Regions from separate parts of the Homo sapiens genome. Here regions 1 and 3 are each linked to region 2. Evidence: chromatin contacts called from ENCODE Hi-C or POLR2A ChIA-PET data. All regions are on one chromosome and are shown on one strand. The core of a region is the stretch at or near the end of the contact, and the rest is flanking DNA. Distances in the headings are between cores, read along the strand shown. Region 1 holds the start of HCFC2 (host cell factor C2). Region 2 holds the start of FICD (FIC domain protein adenylyltransferase). Region 3 holds the start of WASHC4 (WASH complex subunit 4).

Region 1 (4,288 bases), core at 1,273-3,772, 4.5 Mb after region 2:
ACTTTGGGAGGCCCAGGTGGGTGGATCACCTGAGGTCAGGAGTTCAAGACCAGCCTGGCCAACATGGTGAAAACCCGTCTCTACTAAAAATACAAAAATTAGCTGGGCATGGTGGCGCGTGCCTGTAGTCACAGCTACTCAGGAGGCTGAGGCAGGAGAATTGCTTGAACCCAGGAGACGGAGGTTGCAGTGAGCCGAGATTGCGCGGCTGCAGTCCAGCCTGGGTGACAGAGCAAGACTCTGTCTCTAAACAAACAAACCAGGAGCATCAGCAGCTGGGAACCTGGTAGAAATGCAAATGCTCATGGCCTTCCTCTGACTCAGAAACTCTCTGGGTAGGACCCAGCAATCTGTGTTTTCACAGGTTCTCCAGGCGCTCCTGTTGCAGGCTAAAGTTTCTACTGCATTAAGATACAAAAACCTAAATATATAACATGTACAACTGATGCTACGTAACAGATATCTTGATGTTATAAATGTTGCACTGGGTATGGGAAAAAGACTTGCCAGGAAACTTTGGGTTTTAAGTGAAGTGGAAACATTTTCTATAAAGCTATAAAATGTGAAGTTTACATTACTTGAATAATATTACTTGAATAATAGTTTACTTGAATAATACATTACTTGAATAATATTAAAATGTGTTAAACAATGTTAGTAATGTTGCAATCTTTTGAAAAATTATGAACAATATCATTATTAAAGCCTCAGAATGAAACAATATTAAATACACTTACTTGTAACTCATATAACTCATTGCTGTATCTTCCATATTCAACCATTCCCCCAAATACTAATATTCTGGTACCATCACAGACAAATCCATGGGCAGCACAGCCTGGAGGGATATCTCCTCTAACAGCTGGCAGAAACCACTGATTCGTAGCTAGTTGCCAAAATAAAATGAAAACCGATTATAACAAACAACGGTTATCATATACTATCAGCAAATATATATCATCAATATCAGTGGGTCTCAACTGGGGATGATTCTGCCCCCCAGAAGACATTTGGTAATGTCTGGTGACATTTTTAGTTGTCACAACTGGAGGGGGCTGTTACTGGCATCTAGTAGGTAGAGGCAGGGATGCTGCCAAACATCTTACAATGTACAGGGCAATACAGGGCAGCTTCCCCCAACCTCAACAAAGAATTACCTGGCCCAAAAGGTCGAGAGTGCTGCTGTTGAAAAACCCTGATCTGTATCATTTAATTCTTACAAAACGCCCTGCTGGGTGAGTATAAAAATCTCTATTTTACAACTGAAAATTGTGAGGCTTAAAAAGGTTTGGTAACTTTAGCGCTGATCCTGGGCAACCGGCAGAGCAAGATTCAAATCAGGTCTAATTTGTTCCAAAGCCAGGGATTTTACACTAAGACCAAAGTGTCAGTAACTTTTTACCTTCATATGCTGGGGCGCTGGGAGGAGGAGAGGGTGAAAAAAATAAAACTTCTCAGACTCCACTATTTTGTTAACCTTCAAATTATTCCTGTGATTAAGTTGTTTGATCAAAGAAAAGTTATCGGTCATGAAGTAGACCCAAAATTCCATCACTGTCTTTACACCAAACAGATTTCTTGTGACAGCCTGAGCATTTACAAGGGGAAAAAAAAATTAAATCCAGTTTCCTTTCTATTCCACAGAGGTCCTCAAAGATAGGGGCTCCCTGCCCAGGGGCACTTGTGATCTGCAGTGGTGCTCAAGTTATGACAGTCCTCTTTCCGAGGGCCAGTCCAGAAGGGCGTCCACACCGAGTATGCAGACACAAGGCCGCCTCACCACGTCCCCGCCGCTTTAGAGCGCGGCTCACGGAGGGGCTCTTGACCGTTACCTGCCAAACACCGGGTTGTATTTGAGGCGAGAGTGCCAGAAGGCCTCTCGTTTTCCCTCCTCACCCCCTAGATGGTCTTCCTCCTAAGGAAGGAAGGCAGGCAAAGACGGGAAAGGCCCTAAGGAACTTTGGTTTGGAGTGGGTTTTGTTTTTTGACAGAGGCGAGATTTCGGGGAGTGGCCCAGGCGGTTGGACATGGTCTTCTGTCGCCTGCGTCCGCCTGTCGGGCTGGGGTGGGGGCGTCCGGGATCCCCCGCCTGAAGGCCGGTGCGCCCCGCTCGGGGTCCGTTGCGCCCCAAGGGCCCCGGAGATCCTGAGCTGCGGTCCGGGACAGAGCTGCCGGACCCGGGCTGCCCGGCTGAGCCGCGCTCCCCGCCGCCCGCCCAAGGAAGCAGTGACCGGGCGGTGACAGCTGTCAGGGCCGCGGCCGCCGCCTCGCCTCCCCTCCCCCTCCGCAGCTCCAGCAGGCGGGGCCGACGAGCCGCCGCCGCGCCTACCCGTGTTGTAGACGTGCAGCTCATCCGCGATGCCCTCATTTCCCCCTCCAAAGATGATCATCAGCTCCCGGATGGCCACCGCTCGGTGTCCGTGCCGGGCGCGGGGGACCGGCCCCGTGAAGGAAGAAACTCGCCTCCAGTTGAGGAGGCTGGGAGCCGCCATCTTCCCAACCCCCGCCCCTCTGCCCACAATGCACCGCTCCCGCCTCAACCGGCTGCTCCCTGGGGAGGGCGGGGACCCGCCTCCAGCTGTGCTGGGGTCACGTGGCCGCGGGCGCCGGCGGCCAGGCTGGAGGCCCGCGGGCAGTGGAGAGACGCTGGGGAAGGGGGGTCCTGACAGGGGAGCCCCGCCCCCACCCCAGGCGACTTGGCCAGCGGCCACCCGGAGCAACGCACCTTAGGGTGGAAGGACGCTTCCCACTGACCACGTCTCCCATCCCCACCCAGAGCCTCCCGTTCGGTATTTTGGGAAGAAGCCACAGCATCTTCCTTTACGTCCACTTTAATTGAGCATCTAGGATGTGTGGGCGAGGCAGTCTCACAAGCAACGTGAGAGAAGCTCGGGTAGAGGTTCGAAGAGCTGGGAGCGCAGGGCGGGGACCTCGCACGGGAGGGTGCGGGCGGGAGCCTGCCTCGCGAGCCCGGGCCACGGCGGCTGCTCCCGACCGTGACTGGGACCCGGGCAGGGAAGGTCGCTACAAAGCCTGCCGGGCGAACCGAAGGCAGCTTTGTGCGGAGCCATGCCAGGAAGCTTGGGAACCGTGAGCCACAAGAGGTATTTTTGGTTTGTTTGGCTTAAGCAGAGGAGAGATGGTTTTCTAGGTTTCTGTTTCATTGCTAGCTAACAAGTGAGGGCTGTCCACAGCCTGGCATGCCCTAAGTGCCTCATGTGTATTAACTCATGTAATCCATCCAGCAATCCAGTGTGGTGGCTCCTGTTATCTCCCTTTCATGGACGGGGAAATGAGGCACAGTGCAGTAAGGTAATTTTCTGATGGACACAAAGGAGAGGTGTTGAAAAAAAAGACTGGGGCCAGGATTCCAACACAGGGCTTCTGATTCCAGAACCCCCAAGCCCTTATATCATATACCATACTGCCTCTGATAGCAGTCATATCCAACCATTATACCATACTGCCTCTGGTAGCAGTCATACGCAACTCTTTATTTTTATTTATTTATTTTAGATAGGGTCTGGCTCTGTTGCCGGAATGCAGTGGCGCGATCAGAGCTCACTGCAAGCTCGAGCTCCTGGGCTCCAGTGATCCTCCTGCCTTGGCCTCCCAAAGTGCTGGAACTACAGGCATGAGCCACCGCACCCAGCCAATGCAACACTTAATAAGGCCTAGCTGCCCTGTGATTTGGTCCTACACATAATCACACAAGTCCATTAGGAATAAAACTGCACTGCATATGGGATTCATGCCAAATGAGTAGATTTTAGCCACTCTTGCCACAGAGACACAAAAAGGGTTGGTGGTAACTATATGAGATGATGGATATGTTAATATGCTTCACTATAGTAACCTTGTGACTGCCTGTTTCAGCTGTCCCCAACCTTTTTGGCACTAGGGACCGGTTTCATGGAAGACAATTTTTCCACGGACTTGGCAGGGGAGTGGGTGGTATGGACTTGGCAAGGGGATGGGGGCTATGGTTTTGGCATGAAACTGTTCCACCTCAGATCATCAGGCATAAGATTCTCATAGGGAGTACACAATTTAGATCCCTCCTATGGGCAGTTCACAGTAGGGTTCGAGCTCCTATGAGAATCTAATGCGCGGTTGATCTGACAGGAGGCAGAGCTCAGGAAGGTCATGGGGGTTCCGAACAGGCCGAGGACTGGTTGCTGGGGACTGGGGACCCCTGGTCTATATGATATCAACTTCATATTGTATATCTTAAATATCCACAATACAAGTTATTTTTTAAAATTTTAATTGAAAAAGGACTGGGCAT
Region 2 (3,792 bases), core at 371-2,870:
CGCAGGAGAAACAGACACGTTCAGGACATAGTGTGACTTCAGCTGGGAAGATGGGTTTGGAGACTTCTGCTCTTTTAGCTCACTAGAGAGATGGGGTGGGGGCAAGTCAAGGACTGGATCTCACTAGAGGAGGGGCCAGCCTAGAAGGACTGGTGCCACCTCCTGGGCAGTATGAATGTGAAAACACTGCTGTGGTCCAACAATTAATGAGCACTTGCCATAATCCAGGCCGTGTGCTAAGCACCAAATGCCTCACATGGGTCACCTCCTGCAATCTTCAACGACTTGAGCTGATGTTTTCACCCTTCTCCAGGTGAGGGAACTGAGGTTCAGAGAGGTGAAGTCCCTTGCCGAAAGTCTCGCCGGGAGCAAGTGACAGCCTTAGGACTTGAACTCAGGAACCCCACGGCTCTAAAGTGTCCCCCCTTCCCATATATCCCTGTGGCTTCTGACCACAAACACTGGATTTGTGGACATATGTCAAACATTTGGGACATAAATGACTGACAGACACCCAGGCAGATCAGCCACAGCAGTTCTGACGCCCAATCTTTGATAAGCACAATTGTTGGGTGGCCTCATTTATTGCCCTCACCCTGATATTCAGCCACAGCTCCCACAGTGCCCTTCCCCTCTCTGGCCTTCCATTTCTGGCCTGTCCAGAAGGGACCCCATCAAGAAGATGAGCAGTTCGAGCATCTCGAAAGGAACTCAGGCTGTGGGCCACAGTGCTTGGCCTCAGTGACAACATGGCTTGTATGTGCTTGGGGCTGGCAGTGGGAGTGGAGGTGGGGCCAGGCATGCAAACACTATGCTAACAATAAGCACTTATTAAGCAACTATGGTGTCCTAGGTGCTGAGCAGTGTACTGGCCACGCATTGCCTCGTTTCACCCTCATGCCACCCTATGAAGGAAGAGCTACCGCTAGCTCCATTTTACAGACAAGGGAAACCAAGACACAGAGAGCATAAGTTAAATTCCAGAAGGCCCACAGGAGGTAAACAGAGGCATCCGGAAGGAAACCCCAGGGCCTCTGAACCCGGTCCCCAGGTCTCGATTTCTACCTTATTACTAAGCAGGGCCTGTGCACCTGCTCTGGGCTGGTCCTGACCCGGGAATGACTGATGGATCACGGGGTTCTGAGTCTCATGGGGATCCTGGCCCATTGCCACAGAACATGTGAAATGGCTTGGGGTGCGCTTTAATAGGGGTGCGCCTGGAGTGCTGCGCGGGTCCAGGGGTCTGGGCGGGCTTCCCGAGGGGACAGGCTCCTGGGCGGGGCGGTACAGGAAAGGGGGCAGTTCGCCGGTGCCAGGGGTGTGTGCAGGGAAGGAGTGCGTTCTGGGAGGCGCGAATCTCTCCCCCACACTTCCCTAGAAAGGGAGAACTGAGGCCCGGAGAGGGGAGGGGACCGGTCTGAGTCCCCTCCAAGACTGCAGAGCCTCCCTTCCCGAACCCCGCCCAGGGCTCGCGGCCCCGTCGCACCCTTCCCGGCTTCATCCTCTCGAGCCCCTAGGGCTTTTCCCCTTCTCACCGCGCGCAGCTGTCAGAACCCCAACCGCCTTCCCCGCGCTCCCAGCTCCGGGCCGCCGGCTCCCGGGTCCTCCTTCTCCGCCGGCCTCTGGCCCCGCCCCCGGCGACTTGCCATTGAACCGCCCGCAGCCCTCGTCGCGGCGGATTGGCTTTCCCCACTTGTCCTTCCCTCGCATTTCCGGGTTCCCGCGTCCGCGTCGGCTTCCCCGGGAAAGACGCGCCGTGGGCCACTCCCATTGGTTGTTGCTTGCGTTTGTCTCGTTCACGTAGCAGCCAATAAGCAGCGGGAGGGGCGGGGCCTAGGCCACAGGCAGGAGGAGCAGGTGCTGGAAACCCGATGGGCGTGCGGATTTGGGGCACACTAGGTGGCGGGCCCGGAAACTGGAAGTTCCACGGCGGTCTTTTCCTCGGGTCTCTTCGTCCCGGAGCCGCTGTCGTGTGCCTCATTTTTCCCGGTTGTGAAATGAAGATGCTGATGCTTTTCACCCCTTCACCCGGTTAGCCTGCTTGACTGCGCAGCCCCTGTTCTTAGCCTCCACCCCATGCTGCTGAGTTTGCCGCCTTCTTCTTCTTTACTCTTTTCCTCTCTGTGTCTTTTCCTCCCTGACTTAAACAACTTTTTTTTTTCTTATAAAATACAGGGTCTCGTTGTGTCGCCCAGGCTGGAGTGCGGTGGAGCAATTGCAGCTCACTGCAGCCTCCACCTCCTGGGCTCAAGCAATCCTCCCATCTCAGCCTCCCGAGTAGCTGGGACTACAGGTGCATGCCACCATGCCCGGCGAATTTTCTTTTCTTTTCTTTTCTTTCTTTCTTTCTTTTTTTTTCTCTCTCTCTGTCTTGCTTTCTTTCTTTTTTTTTGAGACGGAATCGCACTCTGTTGCCCAGGCTGGAGGGAAGTGGCACGATCTTGGCCCACTGCAACCTCCGCCTCCCAGGTTGAAGCGATTCTCCTGCCTCAGCCTCCCGAGTAGCTGGGATTACAGGCGCGCATCACCACGCCCGCCTAATTTGTGTATTTTTAGTAGAGATGGGGTTTCACCACGTTGGCCAGGCTGGTCTCGAACTCCTGACCTCAGAAGATTCGCCTGCCTCGGCCTCCCAAAGTGCTGGGATTACAGGCGTGAGCCATCGCGCCCGACCTATTTCTGATTTTTTATTTTCTTTAGAGACCGGGTCTCACTATGTCGCCCGGGCTGGTCTCGAACTCTTGACCTTAAGCTCTCCCTCCATCTCGGCTTCCCAAAGCGCTAAGATTACAGGCGCAAGCCACCCCCTCGGTTCTCCCTGACTTTTTAATTTGTATCCTCTCCAGAAGGACCTGGCTAGTTCTTTTGGCTTCCCAGAGAGAAATTTTTTCCTTGAAGCAGAGAATGGAAACCTCCATCTTAATCCACAAATACTGAAATTAAACATCTAGGGAGGTGCCCCAGAAACGCTAAGCATTTAGAAGTTAGCAGTTCAGATTCTGGGGAGTCAAAGAGACCTGAGCTCAAATTCAGACTTTGCCATTTACTCTCCGTGTCACCTTGGGCACGTTACTCCTAGCCTCACTTTCCCCACTTGTAAAATGGGGACAAACAGCCTACCTTGCTTTTGGCATCCAGTTCAGGATTTGCAGAAGGCTTGATGCTTCAAGATCTGACCTCCTCTGTGACGTGTATTGCTCTTGGAGGCAGGGCTAGGTGGTGGTTGTGGGGTGTCACTGTTGGGAGTCACACAGACCTGGGTTCAAATCCCAGTTCTGCCCCTTGCAAACTGAATCACATTCAGCAAGTGACTTGATCTTGTTGATCATCTGTCTAGGCTTTTCTGTAAACTGTGCACAGTGTGATGATATTACCACTTCACAAGGTTTTATGTGAGGGTGAAATGAGATTCTATACATCTGGCACAGAGCAAACTATCTATCTATCTATCTATCTATCTATCTATCTATCTATCTATCACCTATCTATCTTTTTTGAAATAGGATCTCACTCTGTTGCCCAGGCTGGAGTGCAGTGGCATGATCTTGGCTCACTGCAACCTCCATGTCCTGGGTTTAAGTGATCCTCCCATCTCAGCTTCCCTAGTAGCTGGGACTACAGGCACACACAGGCTAATTGTTTTTTTGTTTGTTTGTTTGTTTTTGAGACAGAGTCTTGCTCTGTCACCCAGGCTGGAGTGCAGTGGTGTGATCTTGGCTCACTGCAATCTCTACCTTCTGGGTTCAAGCGATTCTCCTGCGTCAGCCTCCTGAGTAGCTGGGATTACAGGCA
Region 3 (4,101 bases), core at 1,387-3,886, 3.4 Mb after region 2:
AATTCAACTCCAACTCAGTTTCTTTTATTGATATGAATAACTTTATTCAACCTTTGTCTTCTAAAAAAGGTAAAAATTTGCTCTCCTCAAATTAGCAATGTGAAGCAAGTAAGAGAAAGTGTGTTCTGACTCATGCTGTATTAAAGTATAAAGACCTAGCCCCCACTCTCCTTTATTCTTCAACCACATAAAGTTTTAAATCCGGTGAATCCATTTAGTTCATTAAGGTTTCTGTCTTATTATAGCATTAATCTAGGCAATTTTGGAAAACAATTAGTCTAGATATGATTCACAGACCAAAAATTAATGAACGCCAAGCACAGGGAGGTGTTCTCTTCCCTACAGCTTACATATAAGACTGCCCAGATTCTCAGAACCCCAAATAGTTGTCTTATTCTCAACTACACAGGAAATGACCAGTCAAAGCTGCATTTGACCAGCAAATGACTTCTTAAAGACAATGCTAGGCCGGGCATGGTGGCTCACCCCAACACTTTAGGAGGCCAAGGCCGGTGGGTCGCTTGAGACCAGGAGTTCAACATGGCAAAACCTTGTCTCTATCCCAATTTAAAAAGAAAAAATCAGCCAGCTACTAAGGAGGCTGAGGTAGGAAGATCACCTGAGCTCAGCTGGTCGAGGCTGCAGTGAGCCGTGGCGATGCCACGGCACTGGGCGACAGAGTGAGACCTTGTCTCGAAAAAAAAAAAAAAAAAAAAAGACAATGCTAGAGAAACACCACGCCAATAAATCACTCCTTTAGTATGTTCAGGGATTCACAAACAGGAAACAGAAAACCTAAAATAACATTAAAAGTTCCTTGCTGACAATAAACGGTTGTAAAATTGGTGAAAGTTAAAATAACAAAAGTTGAGATAAGAACTACATGGTAATTTTTTAAGAGTAAAAATTCCAAAAACCTACTTAACATGCTCATCTTTGTCAACAGACTGCACTCCTTGTTTTATCTTTTTATCCCTAATATCTAGCACAGCCACTGGTTGTAGAAAATATCTGTTGAGTGAATCAGACCATTCTACTCCAGGCTGAACCATTTTCAAACTCAATTAACATAACTCTATTCCAATTTTTTTTGAAGATACCAGTTCGTCATCTTTGTCCATAAAACATATATGACAAGGTACAGTTCACTTTATAACAATACAGAATCCCCTCCACAAAAAAAAATTAAAAGATTTTGTCATTATCTCCAAGGTTAATTTTTATGCTGCATAAGAGCTAATACCTTATTATCACCCAGGCTAGAGTGCAATGGCGCGATCTCGGCTCACTGCAACCTCCGCCTGCCGGGTTCAAGCGATTCTCCTGCCTCAGCCTCCCAAGTAGCTGGAATTACAGGCGCTCGCCACCAAGCCCAGCTATTTATTTTTTAGTAGAGACGGGGTTTCACCATGTTAGCCAGGCTGGTCTTGAACTCCTGACCTCAGGAATGTTTTGTGAAAAACTGCAACCCATCCTGGATGTAGCTCACTCTTCTCTGAGAGACTTGTAAAACCTAATTCATCTAACATTGTAGGCATTAGTCTCTCTTCGTAAATCAAGCAAAATTCATCCGGAATTTTTAAAAGCAACGTTCCACCTTTTGGGAAAACTATGAGGGAAAAAAAAAATCACAAACAGCATGCTCCAATCTCTCTTAGATCACTTACACAGATTACTATGACCAAAGATAAGAAGCAGATTGCCAACTTGTATTTATTTCAAGTAGAGTTTCACTACAATTAATTTGGCCTCAATATTTTACTGAAAGAAACACAATTTGTTTATTTCGGGATAGACTTCTAAGTTAAAATCAGACAATTCGATCTTGTGAAGCAAAATTTGAAGATTTGCTGTAATTTTTGAAGCCTTTATAACTGCGATGGAAACTGCAGAACATCACTGAAAAATATCACTTAGCATAAATAAAAGGCCTGGAAAATGATAAAATGACATTCACGTGTTTATTTTCGCAGGGTGAAAAGTTCTTTTTTCGCTCCCTTCTACGGTTATAGCAACGCGATGGGAAAGACACCCAAACTTGCAAAAGTTGATTTGGGAGGAAAAGAAGAAAAACAGGAAACCGAAACAGGAACCCAGACATCAGCGTCCTCCAGAGCTGAACGCTCAGAATCTGGCGAAATCCCCAAGAGGCCAGAGACAGAAGCAGCCTGGGATCCCGGGGCCGCTGGGCCTCCCGGGCGCGCCCCGCCCAAGCCCCGGGGCAGCTGAAGGGGGACGCCGCTCCCCGCGGGGCACCGCAGGCTCCCCAGGAGAGTCTCCGCCTCACACGCCGAGCCCTGAACGGGCAGCCTGACCCGCCGTGGCTGGGACCCCAACCCCGAAAGTAACGCTGGAGAGCGCGTCCCTCGCACACCCCAAGGGCTCTGAAGTGTCCCGCACCAGACGGCTGCGCAGCCGTCCCTCTCGCAGGAGCGCTGCCCAGCCCAGAACAGCGGCGGGCCGAAGGAGCGTCCACCCGCAGCCCTCGCCCTGCAGCTCCCTTACTCTGCGAGCCGTCGTCAACGCGGTCAAACTCCCAGTCCGGGGACAGAGTCTCCACCGCCATCACCCCGGCGCCTCCCACAGACACAGCCCCAACCAGCCCGTGCGGCGACGACGGCCTCACCCCAGCTACTGTCACAGCACGTGACTTCCGGCCCCGGCCCCGCCTCCGCTCGCGAGGGCCGGCCGGGCTCGTTGCCCCTGCGACCGCGGGGGCCCCTGGGAAAGCGAGTCCTCCGCCGTGGCCGAAGGCGGCCGCCATGGCGCCGGCAGTGCCAGCGGGCGTCTTGCGACCCGGCTCGGGCTTCGCCACCATTCACTGTGCTTCTCAAGCCACTTCGGCACTCTAATTTCGCCCTGCTCTCTCTAGACGATTTTTAATACCTGGGAAAGTTACTCCCCAGTCTAACCTAAAAAGGTAGAATTGATGGGGTGGGGAATTAACAGGAAGGCATGATCCTCGAGGATAACGCTGACCAGGCGCTTCTTCCAACAAGCCTGTTTCCCTCTCTGTCGCCACCGTAGGAGTTCCTACAGCTCTCCCGCACATTCTGTACGGATTGTTTTTTAGTCAAGACGTTCTGTGCGAGAGGAGAAGTTACTTTATGAACACCCTAACAGGGGATCTTACGACCTCTTCCCCGCTCTCCACTCAGTCCTTTTAAAAACGCGAGGCAGGATGAAGAACGCTATTGAAGTACATTCTAAAATGATCCCACCTGCAATTTGGATTTTTGGAGAATCGGGATCGGTGTAAAATTCTACATGCATACACGTATTTGCACAAGAATATTTATAGCAACGTGGTTTTTAATAGGAAACTATCTAAATGTTCATTACAAGTGAATTACATAAAGCTCAATACATCCATACTACGAATCACTGAAGAGCTGCTAAAATAGATGAAATATATTTATAATGGCATGAACAACCGACACAAGACAGTTGCAGAGTAATGTGTATTTGTGATTACATTTATGTTTTTAAGTTATACAAACGCGTATGTGCCTACGTGTATGTAAATTCATAGGAAGACAAATCAGAGGACGGTGGTTACCTGGGGAAAAGCATGTGTTGGTGAGTAACAGGATTTTCAAGTTTTGATGTGTCTACTTATGTGTTTTGAATCCTTAACAATGAGAATTTATTAGGGTTTTACTCTTGTAATCTTAAAAAGTACCGAAAAGAACTAATCAATGTAGGCAAAAGGTCTATTGAAGAGCATTCTTCTGAGGTCATTGGATCTGCCCTGAGTTAAATGTTTATTGAGTGCCCACTGGGTACCAGGCACCAGGCTAGATGCAGAAACTATAAAACATGTAAGAAAATTGCTTTCTGACCCTATGGCAGACTTAGTGGGCATTTCAGAAAGAAAAAAAAAATCTTGAAAAGAACAGGCATCCTTAGGGTCTAATGGCTGACAAACTTTTTTCCTGTACTTTCTGTGTGACCATGAGTTTGACTTTCCTGGATTCTTAACATTTGCATTAAATCACTGTAATTAATCTCCCAGCAGCTCATTGTGATAAATTGAACTTACAAGTCAGAAAAATTTGAGTCTATAAATACACTAATCTATTAAAGTTAATAGATTAGTAG

What was found. A loop is a pair of places that touch in the nucleus more often than their neighbours do. ChIA-PET counts read pairs that join two places held with the same protein, here RNA polymerase II (POLR2A). Pooled maps may share reads with other maps.
Region 1: a loop to region 2 is called in a pooled map, with 7 times the contacts of the local background. The contact joins the promoter of HCFC2 here to the promoter of FICD in region 2. A Hi-C loop is called at or near these places in 4 of 50 pooled maps.
Region 3: a loop to region 2 is called in a map of CD8-positive, alpha-beta T cell, with 16 times the contacts of the local background. The contact joins the promoter of WASHC4 here to the promoter of FICD in region 2. A Hi-C loop is called at or near these places in 2 of 168 maps with a recorded cell type or tissue (CD8-positive, alpha-beta T cell and psoas muscle) and 7 of 50 pooled maps. POLR2A ChIA-PET finds 5 or more read pairs at or near these places in 1 of 52 experiments (GM10248).

What each region holds. Positions count from the first base shown.
Region 1 is chr12:104,062,765-104,067,052 of GRCh38, reverse strand. It overlaps HCFC2 (host cell factor C2), which reads right to left and starts at 2,522. Exons shown (of 15, transcript NM_013320.3): 1 at 2,330-2,522; 2 at 738-886. The coding sequence starts at 2,492. It also overlaps a transcript of GLT8D2 not described here. RefSeq lists silencers at 2,146-2,285, 2,506-2,675, 2,657-2,826, 2,836-2,995.
Region 2 is chr12:108,513,105-108,516,896 of GRCh38, reverse strand. FICD (FIC domain protein adenylyltransferase) reads right to left here and starts at 1,620. Exons shown (of 3, transcript NM_007076.3): 1 at 1,536-1,620. RefSeq lists enhancers at 1-186, 2,089-2,148 and a silencer at 3,645-3,792.
Region 3 is chr12:105,106,266-105,110,366 of GRCh38, reverse strand. It overlaps WASHC4 (WASH complex subunit 4), which reads right to left and starts at 2,636. Exons shown (of 33, transcript NM_015275.3): 1 at 2,506-2,636. The coding sequence starts at 2,566. It overlaps LOC414300 (a long non-coding RNA gene), which reads left to right and starts at 2,725. Exons shown (of 2, transcript NR_121211.1): 1 at 2,725-3,579. RefSeq lists enhancers at 370-529, 2,368-2,527 and silencers at 2,088-2,337, 2,548-2,827.